Regions from separate parts of the Mus musculus genome. Here region 2 is linked to region 1. The links are chromatin contacts, found by Hi-C or POLR2A ChIA-PET in ENCODE. All regions are on one chromosome and are shown on one strand. The core of a region is the stretch at or near the end of the contact, and the rest is flanking DNA. Distances in the headings are between cores, read along the strand shown. Region 1 has its middle 21 kb from the start of A330032P22Rik. Region 2 holds the start of Plekhg1 (pleckstrin homology domain containing, family G (with RhoGef domain) member 1).

Region 1 (5,997 bases), core at 1,323-3,822:
GCGCGCTGGAACATATGTATGATCAATTGCAAGGTTCAGGTAGATAACAACATTGTGTCACAATGTCACAATGTTGCACACACCTGGTAGAGTGAAGAACTAAATTAGCTGTGGCCCTGTCCCCTGCATATCAATGTGGCTTTAAGCAAATTGACAGCCTGTCTATGTCTCTAAGACAAGAAGCTAGTGGCTCTGTCTTCCTGGCATTGGTGGGTGCAAATTATGATTTATTGCACTTAACACTGTGGTCAGAAATGTCACCCAAAATTTTACTGTTAGCAAGGATGTTAATATTGTGCTGAACTCGAATATGTCCTATAAGGACCTGTCTTCCTCTCCTAACGCCTGCTAGGGTAGAAAGAAAGGTGTATTTGGAATGCATTGATCTTGCTGTTTCTCAGACTGAAGGGGGAGTAAGCAGGGGCACAAGGATCCTCGTGGGTTTCTGTTTCTTATTGCAAAATGTGGTTCTGCACAGAGATTCATTTCTGAGCTTGTTCAATGGCCTGTGTTGCTTACCCACGTGCAGCTGCACACCTCTAACTTTTCTATCAAGCACCCTTCTCTGCTTCTCCAACAACTCTCTCGCTCCCGCCTGAGTCAGAAAGGAGTCTGTTGGGTCACTAAGACTCGAGGGCAGATTAATGCGACTTGTTCATCTTCTTTGAGAGGGGAGGGGATTTCATTCTGAATGACAGCACTCGGGAAGGACAGAGGCTCTTTTAATGACTTGATCAGAGGAATGCTAGAGGCAGATACCTGGATTTCAGTAGGGGAATTGACAAAAACTCTCCAAACTCCCATCTGGAGAAATCATATAGCAAAAAAGAGCACAGTTCTATTTATAACCAACTCAATGGCCCTGGCATAGAAAATGCTTAGTAACAGAATAAGGATACAACGGGTTGGTGTCCTTGGATAGGGTCACAGGGCTCTTATCCAGCCTACATCCTGGTCAATGTTTTTATCAATAACTTCAATGACAGCATAGACATCATGCTGGCTGAACAGGCTCTTGGATCGTGGATCTGCAGCTGCTGCTCTTTGATGACCAAAACCATCCCATGCTCTTATTTGGGTTAATAATAGCATGGCCTGGCGGGCCCATCGAGTTTCTGCTCAGCCCAAGGGATGTGCCAGGCAGGCTGCCTACATTACTGCCATAACTACAAAGACTCAGTGTATTCTCTATCGTGATTGAAAAAAATCTGTGCTCAGCATGCTTAGGAAGATTGAAAGGACTCCACAGCCAAGGAGGATGGAAGAACCAATATTTGATGTACTGAGTGCATAGGCTTATAAGACCAGCACTTGAGAGGCTGAAGCAGGAGGTTTTGAAAGTTTAAGGCTACCATTGAGGGACTCATAGCAACCTCATGTTCCAACCAAAAGAAAGCTGCATAAATTTTGTATTTGCCTTTAATAGTCAAGTCACTGTGCTGTACAATGGAGGGAAAATGTCTCTAGCACAATTTCTGGCACTTAGATGCAGAAATATTTGTGGAAAGAGGGAAAAAAAGAGAGAGAGAAGGGAGGGAGGGGCAGATCTGCTTTAATCTGTGTTGGTAATCATGACCAGTGAAGGACATCTGAAGATATTCCGTTTGGCACATGAAGACACCCTGGTCCTCTCCAAATGCTTCAAGGACTGTGTGTAATAAGCATCAAACAGATTTCAATTCAGTGGGAGCTGGAACTTTCTAAAGTAATGAGTACTGTCTGTGCATGCAGGAGGCTGACTTCTGGGCTCACATCATGTCCCTGGGAGTCTTTTAGGCTGTATCAGATCACAGCTCACTGGAGGCAACAGAGAGGAGACCGAGGAAGGACGGGAGAGGCAGAATATGGGAGCCTTTCCTTTGGAAAACTGTCCCAGCAGCATCTCAGAGGCTTTAGACTGAACTTGACAATGTACTGGGAAGCTGAGGTTGGTGGAGTGGGATTGGTGGCTCTATTTTATTAAAGACTACCCCTTTCTATTTCCTATGTAAAAGAATGAGGATCCAATAGATATGCCTTACATTATGCCAAATGCCAGTAAAAGAGTGTTTCATTCTCCGAAGCAACAAGCTAAACAAGCTCAAGCAAGCTTGGGGGGTGGGGGTGGGGGGCGGCTGGGAGAAAACCCTCGAAAGTCCAGCAGGCACTTCTAAAGGACAGAATGAACTTTGTCTGCTGCTGCGAGGCTGAGCCAGATCAGTGAGGGAATGGAAAAAGCGCCCCAACACGAATGTTTATCACCCACACCATCTTGAACGGTTCACAGACGCACATATACAGACTTTCTTACTGGGGTACTTGTGGTGAGGAACTTGAGCTGTATAAAGTATTGTGGGCTTTTTTTTGCTTTCCTTTTAATCTTCAAGGCGATAAACCAGGAAAAGCTTTAGACATCCTCCCAGGAACTGGAATACTAACAATGAAAGCTCACCGAGAGTGCGGGCTGCTTGGTGGTTTCCTAACATTCTCTTTATGCTGCTTCCAGCCCAGGGTCCCTGCCAGATGCAGAACACTTCCCTCATGGCAGCACAAATAGTTTCCATTTCCCAGTTCAGAGCCAGCATCCAAAAGATCCTCTCATTTGAAACTGAATGAAACAAAAGATGGCCCAGAACCCAACTGTAGCCAGGAAACAGAGGAGCCCATGCCAGAAAACCCTGCAGTGTCCCAGAAATCTCCAGGGCCAGAGGGAGGATACACTGCCTATTCTAGGCAAGTAACCATCTTAGAGGATGGTGTTCCAGCTGTTAACCTATCTCAAATGCCTTCAGGGCTTGAGATTCTGTGTAGACACTTGATACTCTTAAGAGAGTGCCCTAGCCTTCTGACTTCTCATTCATCTTTTCAGGACTTCATTAATTCACCCCCTCAGGCACCTGGGTCTTTTTTTTTTATTGCCTTCTTTAATGGTTTTCAACACCGTCCATATATGCATCTTGATCCACTTCATATTGCTATTTCAAAATGTCTAAGGTTTAGCAACTTATAGAAAAAAAGGAACTTTACTTGGTTCCTGATTCTGATGAATCGAGAGTCCCCAAAATGTGATTCTGATACCCTGGCAAATGGTCTGGTTTTGACACAATGTGATGGAGAAGTGCCAAGGGAAATGACCACATGCACAAGGGACAGGCATGTAGGGTGGCCCCATTTCATAACTGCTCTCACGAGAGCTAAGCCATTTTCGCAAGCCCTGATCTATTTCCACAACATAGCACCAATGCACTCACGAGGGCAGAGCCCCTAAGACCCAGTTACCTCTTACTAGGCTTCAACTCTCTCTTTTAGCAAATACATAATTTTGTCCATTATAACCATAATCAAGTTCAGGGGGAGAAAATGTTTTCATATACATCTTCACATTATTTTTATTCCTTATTTGAGAATTTTATGTGAATGATGTATTTGTATCATGTCCACCCCTCCCACCCACTCTCTCCAAATCTCCCCAGGCCCGCCCAACATGTCCCCATACCAACTCTCATCTTCTATATTTTTGAATAACCCCAAAAGCCCAACTAGTGCTGTTCTTGTGTGCATGGGTGGGGCATCTATTGAAGCATGGGCAACCTACCAGTGGTCACATCCTCACAGGAAAGAAAAATGCCTCTCTCTTCAACAGCAGCCATCAACATTTAATAGCTCCTTAGCTAGGAGGGGGAACGAGCCCTCCCGCATTCTGCTGGACTAACTTGATCTAGTGCAGCCCTTACATGAGTAACCACAGCTCCTGTGTGTTCTTAAGAACAGGGTCTCTGTCAGGGTCAGAAGATGACATTCTCTTCTCCCCATCTTCCAGCTCTTATGTTCTTCCCACCCCACTCTTCTGTAATGTCCCCTGTGCCCTGCCTGGGGTTGGAGTTGATCTAGACATCTAGACACTCACAGTCTCTTGTCCCCTGCATTTTTGATCAGCTATTAATCTCTGTGTTGATTGATGCCCACTGCAAAAAGAAGCTTTCCTTTAGTAACTGCTTGTTTCTTTTGTCAAAAGATGAAGGTAAAGTTCAGAGACATGAATCCTGAATTTTAAAAATTATTTTATTTCCAGGATATGTCTATGAAGCAATAGAAATTAATTTTCTCAGTGGGGTCCAGTGTGGTTGGCCCTTTAAGGGCCTTCTTCCTGCAGACATCTGCTTTCTCACTGTGCCCTCAGAGGGTGAAGACAGAAAACAGGACTCTTCTGTGACGTCTAAGGGCATTAATGTTATCCAGTCACAGGTCTCCATCCTTGTGACATCATCTAACCTTTATTATTATAGCAAAGACCCTGTCACCAAATACAATCACATGGGAGAGTAGGTCTTTAACATGAAGATTTTTAGATTAGACATAAAATATTCAGTTCATAATTACTCTCCCTTTAGTTCTCTGCATGTGTCTGTATATGTGTGCATGTGTGTGTGTGTGCACACACATGCACCTGTGTGCACATGCCCCTGTGTATGTAATATCATCAGTTAGAAATACCAAATAACAGGGGCTGTGGAAACTTCAGTGAGTCAAGTGTTTACTTTGTAAACATAAAGACCTAAGTTCAGTACCCACGTGAAAAAAATAAAGAAGGCAGAAGATAGCCCAGGCTTGTAATAAAGCACTGGAGAGCTAGAGACAGGCAGATCTCTGGGGCTCACTTGCTGATGAGCCAGTGACCTTAGCCTACTTAGTGAGTTCTAGGCTTGTGAGAGATCCTGCTGTACACATACCGTAAATCAACATCCCATGAGGTTGTCCTCTGACCTCTACACCCCTCCCCACAAATTCTGGTACCTACCACAGGTGGATAGCTGGATACACTCGCAGGCATCCATGTGCACTTACACACACCAAAACCCCATGAGGTCATCGCTGGGACTCACAAGAGCTTTTGCTTTACTTGAGTCCCTGCTGTCTGTCTCTCTGGTCTGAGATGAGGAGATAAATGAGCTGCTCTGCCACCATAAATCCCCAACACACTATTTGATATGCTTCCTCAGCCTTAATGCTATGCTTTATAATATTGATAGCAAGTGGGCTTTATTTCATTTAATAATATCTTCTGAAAACAATTCAAAAGATATGAATATCTTCCTATCTTGTTCCAAGCAAAGGTGTTGGACATAGCCTACCAAAATGCAGATGGGACAACAAATTTTAAATTAAACTACAGAAGGAAAAAGATATCAGGAAAGAAGATAAAGTCACAAAGAAGGATAAAACATGAAAAATTGACAGAAATACCAAAGCAATTACCAGCGAAAAAGACCAGTTTAGAAGCTGAGCTCCCTAGCAGCAAAAGCAAATTAGGAAAGTAGCCTTATACACTAATGATTTCTAGCAAAAGCATGTTCTTGAATGGGAGGGAGAGGGAAGGAACATAGCTGGCATCTTTTAAGGAGATTATGATCCTAATTAAACGCAGTCCAGCCACAGGATACTGAAACTACAGCTATGACTAATCCCAATATTTTCTTATCATCTTTTTTCCTTTTTGGCATATAGTTGGGGCTCTAGAGTGTTTGTACTCAAAACAACAGCCTAGAGTCCATCTCTAGAGACCTATAAGGAGTTACACACAAATCTATGTTTTCCATGAGCCCAGCCTGGTGTAACAAGTTAATTCTGGTGGTCCACAAATCACCCCCTTTAAAAGATCACACCAAAGTATGGCTGTAAGAATTCTGTCAGGAGAAATGTTCAAACAAAATGCACTAATCCCATTCCCATAGTACACACACACACACACACACACACACACACACACACACACAGCTCAGCACAGAAATCTAACTTAAAGCGGTGCCACTCCCTGGCTAAGCCTCCAATATAAACAGGCTGTAAAATGCATCCATAGGAAGCTACACAAGTTGATTTTTCTATACGTGGGTATTGGAGAGAAGCCAAGTAAACTCCCCATCATCTTTTACATGAACTGCACTTGAGTTATTGATTTTTTTTTTCAAACTCAAACACAGAACTTTACATTGATTCTTGTTTCCATCCGGTGTGCCATCT
Region 2 (5,997 bases), core at 956-3,455, 43 kb after region 1:
CTTCTTCTCCAAGTACCCCCAATACTCACCAAATGGCTTCTCTGAGTCCTGGGTCTTTATAGAATGATCAGTGACAACTCGCAGGCTTGATGTGGAATAGTCTTCATGAATCCTAGACAGGTATACTCTAAAACTCCAAGTCAGTACCTGAAGTCAACCATACACAATATAACATTTGCCATTCATACTTACCTACCGATGAGAGAGGATGATTTATAAAGTAAGTATATTAAGAAAATAGTGAGGGCCATTAATAAGATTAATTGTTATATATATATATATATATATATATATATATATATATATATATATTAGCTGGGCAGTGGTGGCGCATGCCTTTAATCCCAGCACTTGGGAGGCAGAGGCAGGAGGATTTCTGAGTTCAAGTTCAGCCTGTTCTACAGAGTGAGCTCCAGGATAGCCAGGGATACACAGAGAAACCCTGTTTCGAAAAACAATATATATATATATATATATATATTCAATTAACTGTTCTAACAATACAGTGAAATAAAAGGCCTATGTATCCTTACTCTTGGACACTTGGACATCAGGACCATCAATAAGTAAAGTAGGGATCACTGAAACACAAGCACTGTGATACCACGGCAATTGATCTGAAGAGTGAGACAGCTACTAGTGAGTTGTAGTGTATACAGTATATTTGTGCTGGCTTGTTTTATATCAATTTAACATAAGCTAGAGTCATAGGAGAGGAGGGAGTCTCAACTGAGAAAATGCCTCCACAGGATACAGCTTTAGGCAAGCCTGTAGGGCATTTTCTTCATTAGTGATCCATGCAGGAGGGCCTAGCCCATCATGGGAGGGTCACTCCTGGCCTGGTGGTCCTGGGTGCTGTAAGAAAGCAGATTGAGCAAGCTAGTAAGCAGTCCTCCATGGCCTCTGCATTAGCAGGTGACTCCAGGTTTCTGCCCCGCTTGAGTTCCTGCCTTGACTTCCTCCAATGTTGAATAGTGATGTGGACGTGAAAGCCAAGGGTTTCCCTGCCCTCTTGGCTTTTAGTTATGGTGTTTCATCACAGCAGTAGTAACTATATGTTGGACAAAAGAATGACTTGCATACCAGGGGGAAGCAGGCAGGACGGCCAGAGTTCATTATGCTACTCAGAATGTGGACACATTGAAAGGTGAATTGTTTGTTTATTAAAAAAGCAAAACAAGCAAAAAACAAAAAACCCTCTCACCCAGTACCATAAAACTTTATAATATGTGGTGTACTACAGGGAGATGAAGTTCTTAGAATCAAGCAGAGTGCGTGGCTGTGTCTTACTACGCCTGGTGAAACACAGGCATATCTGACACACCTGTTTGAAAGGTGCCAAGTGCTACCAAGAATGTCACCAAAAAGGCACCTGTGATAGAGGTCCTATTTTTTATTGTCCTACCTTATGGGTGCCTTTAAACATCTGGCTGTCGCAAAGGTCTCTGCCTCCTTTTCCACTTTTGCTTTCTCTAATCAAAGGTCATCCAGTATGTTCACTGGGGTGGTGGGGGTGCTGATGCCTGAACCCAGTAAGCACCCTTCTCCCATTTCCTAGTGTTGTGACATCATAAGCTACAGTGTGAAATTCGAGTTTGGATGCAAAGAAACGGTGTTGGATCCGATTTCAGAACACTCTGGGAAGTGGCCATGTCCAAGGCTTAGCTGTACCCCAACAGCCCAGAGAAGAGAAGAAAAAAGAAAGCGATGTGGCTGTTAACACAGTAGCAGGGAGTTTTTTTTTTTTTTTAAAGAAGAGAGAAGAGAGAAAAGAAAAACAAAAAGAAAAAGAGGGAAAGGAAAACGGAAAGAGAAGAAAAGGAGAAAAGAGAAGAAAAGGAAAGAGAAGAGAAGAGAAGAGAAGAGAAGAGAAGAGAAGAGAAAAAAGAAGAGAAGAGAAGAGAAGAGAAGAGAAGAGAAGAGAAGAGAAAAGAAAAGAAAAGAAAAGAAAAGAAAAGAAAAGAAAAGAAAAGAAAAAAGAAAAGAGACAAAAACTTTCCCCCCAGAGGCTGTAATTTGACTGCTGTCTTTGGCAAAGCTCCAGAGAGCAAGCTTAATCTCTTTCTGAGCTGCCTCCTCCTCTCTGCCTCTTTCCTCCCGCAGGGCCCCGTGGAGGCGGGCGGGGACCGCAACCCGCTGCAGCGGACCGAGGAGCGGGGCGGGGCGGGACACGCCGGGAGCAGAGTGGGAAAGAGGAAGTGGAGCCAGGCGAGCTGCAGGGCTCGGGGCCGCCGGAGCCGGCGCTGGAGCGCAGCGCACCGCGGAGCCAGCGCTCGGGAGCCGCCCCTCTCCCGTAAGCTCCGCCGAGACTATTCCAGGGACCAGACAAGGGAAGCCGGGGACCTCGGCCACGCGCCCCGAATCTGCAGGTGGGAAGAGCGGGATCGCAGTGCCTGGCCCTGGGCGGGGGGGGGGGGGGGGGGGGGGGGGGGGGGCGGGGCGGGGGGTGTCTCTGAGCGCTGCTCCTGGGAGGGGACTGATGGGGTCGTTGGCAGTCGACTGATGGGGTCGACTCAGGCAGGACCTGCTAGCCCGGCGCTCCCGCCCCTTGCTGCAGCCACCCGGGTTGCAGTTTGCAGCTCCGCGAAGTTTGCTCAAGCGCGCCGTGTGCCACCCGCGCCCCCAAGTCAAGCGGAACTATCCCCAAATAGGACAGTCTGGACAACACCCCAACAGCGGTGCGGGCGCGATGGCGGGGAGTGCTGTGTGCTCCAGCTAGGAGCAGTCCTGCGTGGGGCAGAAACTCGCGTGGGCGCCCCCAAATCAGCAAGTCAGCGCTTTATAGGAGTGACCCGGGAGTCTAGAAGCTGTGCCCCATCCGTCACCCGGACACACGGTAATACCTAGCTGGCTACGACTGTGTGGACTGTTGGCCAGAGGAAAAGGTTGTTGGGGGGCGGGCAGCAGGCCCCGGGGTGACTGCTAGAGCAGACCCCCTCTTTGTGTCCCCCATGGAGTCTCAGAGCTCTACAGTCCAGGACGCCCAGTGAGGAGAGGGTGGTTGGCTTCCTCAGTTTCACAATGTTCCTGAGAAACAATGATGTAGCTGATTGCTTGGATGTGTTGTATGAAGTTGGTATGTGTAAAGCTGACTGTGTGTGCAACCCTGGAATTTCATTAAGCTCTGGCGGCTCTTGGCGCTCTCTTTGTACCACCTTCAGGTGGCCAGAGCTTACTGCACCTATTTTGACAGCGATTTTATCTTCTCAGGAAACCCAGTCACCTCGGGAGGGTTGTTTTGGGGATTAGGGGCACTCTGGATACAAACTGAATACACATTGGATACAAAACCAGTAGGATGCCTTAAGTCTGGGTCAGATTTAACGTTTAATTGAATTCCAGGCTTAGATTGCGTTAAAACCTGTGGTCAGCCTGTTTGAATTCTCAGTTTCTGGAGTTCGCATACTTTCAAAGAATAGATGAGTTTTGGTTTTTGTTGTTGTTGTTAAACTGATGTTTTTTTTGTTTTTTTTTTTTGTTTTGTTTTGTTTTTAAAGTGTATCCAAGTCTATCGTGTCAGAGATCTAAAACCTCTCAACTTTAGCCTTACACTGTGTGGGACGTGAGGAAAAGCAATCCTGGTAGCTTGTACTTCCTCACTGTTAAAGCAGTGTATATGAACCACATAGTTTTAATTGGTTTTACCCCTTTCAGTCCAGGGTATTTATTTATTCTACAGTAGTTAACACTTCTATACAAAAGTGATGGGCTAGTGTTTGACCCTTTAACATCTTTGAGTCTGGCTTCCTGATTCCTGACTTAGCTTTTTGTCTCTTGGAATTGCACCCCGTCTAAGCCGTTAAAACCGACCAGGAAGAAACTTTCTTTTCCAGAGTTCACTGACCTCCCTGGCTTCCTCCGCAAGTGGGACCCCACCAGTAATCCTTGTGTGACCTTCCTTCCATTTCCCTTGCATGACAGATTCCCCCCAAAGCCTTTTGCAAAGGGATAAAACAGAGAGAGAACGGGAACAGCTGTTTGGTAGTCAAACTGGTGCCCAAATCTGCCTTTCTTTGATAAAATTTGTCTGCGCCTGTCCTTCCCCTGTGATTCCACTTTCCTCAATGCCTTTAGTATAGATGATTGTTAATATATATTAATATATTCTATATAACATAAATACTATAGTATATAAAATATAAATCTATACTATAATGTAAATATAATATAAAATACATGTAAATATATTGGTATATTGTATAAATATATTAAATACAAAAATATGTTATAATATATAATAACAAAATATGTGTAATATATTATATAATATATACATATATTCATTTATACATATATACCTTTTAAACTTTCCATGGGAGATTACAGCTATCATTCAAATGGGTTAAACAGTCACACTGTAACCCATAGAAATTGCCACTCTCATTTTTTCAAAACCAAAGACAACCAGTAGTATTTTACTCTGCTCACTTGTGGTTATGATTTCTTTTTGTGATTTAATTCAACTTTACTAATTTGTATTCTGACTTGAAAAAAAGATGGAAAAATAACTGAGTAGCTGCAGTCTTTGGAGCCTTTAGTAAACTAACAACAGTATCTGATCTATAGCCTGGGTGCTGCAATCCTCTTTGTGTGGCGCTTTCTTCTTTTTACTGCTGGTAGTAGGGTCTTTGAAACAATTGTCACCTTGTAATCCTGCTGCAGACATGATTAGATCTCCAGGCTCTTCAAACTTGGTTGGCTCTTGGATGATGTGGGCCAGCCTCTGAGTCTTGGAGATTTAGAGTGATTGGGAGCACACGTTCTAGGATTAGCCTTGAATTTGATGCTCCTGTCTGTGCCCCATGAGTTTGCAGACCGGGACCCTGCTAAGGCTCTGAGCTGACATGGATCATTTTATGACTAAGGAAAGTAACAATTATTTGCAAACAAGTAACCAAACAAACATTATTTGGCTTTTCTTATCTTTCCTTCTTCCTTCCCCTCCCCCCACCACTTCCTGCATCTATTTCAGAAAGAATGCCCCTAAACTTCAGAGCTGGGCTGAGGATTGAGTGGAGTAATCCATATTAAATGTTCCACACATGTGGTGTGCTTTGAGGATGAGACTTGCTGATAAGCTGACCCCTGGGGGGCGGGGATTTTGTTGGACCGGCTCCATTGGCAGAACTGTGATTGAACTCAGCTGTGACTGAGACCTGTCCTCTACTACTGCCTCAGAGTGATAGTTGTATAGGGACACATTTTCATAATTATAAACTATTTATTTGTTTCTTTGGGTTTTTTCCCCCTCAATTTTCTTAAGCAAGGTCTTTTTGTTTTGTTTTGTTTGTTTGTTTGTTTGTTTGTTTGTTTTTCGAGACAGGGTTTCTTTGTATAGCCCTGGCTGTCCTGGAACTCACTCTGTAGACCAGGCTGGCCTCAAACTCAGAAATCTGCCTGCTTCTGCCTCCCAAGTGCTGGAATTAAAGGCATGCACCACCACACCCGGCAAGCAAGATCTTATTATGGAGCCCAGACTGGCCTTGAACTCACAATTCTCCCACTTTAGCTGGCCTTACAAGTGAGTGTAACCACACCACTCTTTAAGGGAGAGAAATAATAATCTTTTGACATAAGAAAAATGTGATTTTAATGCAAAGCATTAGCATATTCAGGCACAGACAGAAAAACAAACAAACAAACAAACAAACAAACAAACCAAGACAACTTTTTTCTTTTTGACAGTCTCTCTGTGATGTGTAGCAGGCATCTGAGATGCTCATGTTTCACTCCAAACCTCCTGGATCAATCTCTCTTGATGAAATGAAAAGTTGAGTCCGATCCATTGGGCCATTCAGAGTCATGGGCAGCTGTGCCAAGTAGAACTCACTGACAGATGAGGGAGCCCCACGTGATTAGAATCTGGCTGACTATGTAGTTAGCAATGGACCGCCTCAGCGAGGATGATAGGCATGCCTGCTGATCTGGCAATGGGCCCTGCTTCATCACTGAACGGCTTATCTCTAGGGAACCTAAATGCTGCAGCTTCAGGTGTGT

What was found. Hi-C counts contacts between places; a loop is a spot of excess contacts on that map. ChIA-PET counts read pairs that join two places held with the same protein, here RNA polymerase II (POLR2A).
Region 2: a map of heart shows a loop between it and region 1 (6-fold over the local background). The contact joins the promoter of Plekhg1 here to the enhancer-like site in region 1. A Hi-C loop is called at or near these places in 6 of 37 maps with a recorded cell type or tissue (heart and left cerebral cortex). POLR2A ChIA-PET finds 5 or more read pairs at or near these places in 1 of 5 experiments (embryonic stem cell).

Annotation. Positions count from the first base shown.
Region 1 is chr10:3,694,596-3,700,592 of GRCm38, forward strand. No RefSeq gene overlaps it. Among named protein-coding and RNA genes, the nearest start is that of A330032P22Rik, 21 kb to the right of the region's middle. Within about 2 kb of position 2,573, at least 2 of the 3 ENCODE cell types and tissues checked have a DNase peak (open chromatin) inside an H3K27ac peak, as active enhancers do; they include heart, where a contact is called at or near this core.
Region 2 is chr10:3,738,172-3,744,168 of GRCm38, forward strand. It overlaps Plekhg1 (pleckstrin homology domain containing, family G (with RhoGef domain) member 1), which reads left to right and starts at 2,206. Exons shown (of 17, transcript NM_001159942.1): 1 at 2,206-2,369. It overlaps Gm30164 (a long non-coding RNA gene), which reads right to left. Exons shown (of 3, transcript XR_003948984.1): 2 at 30-147.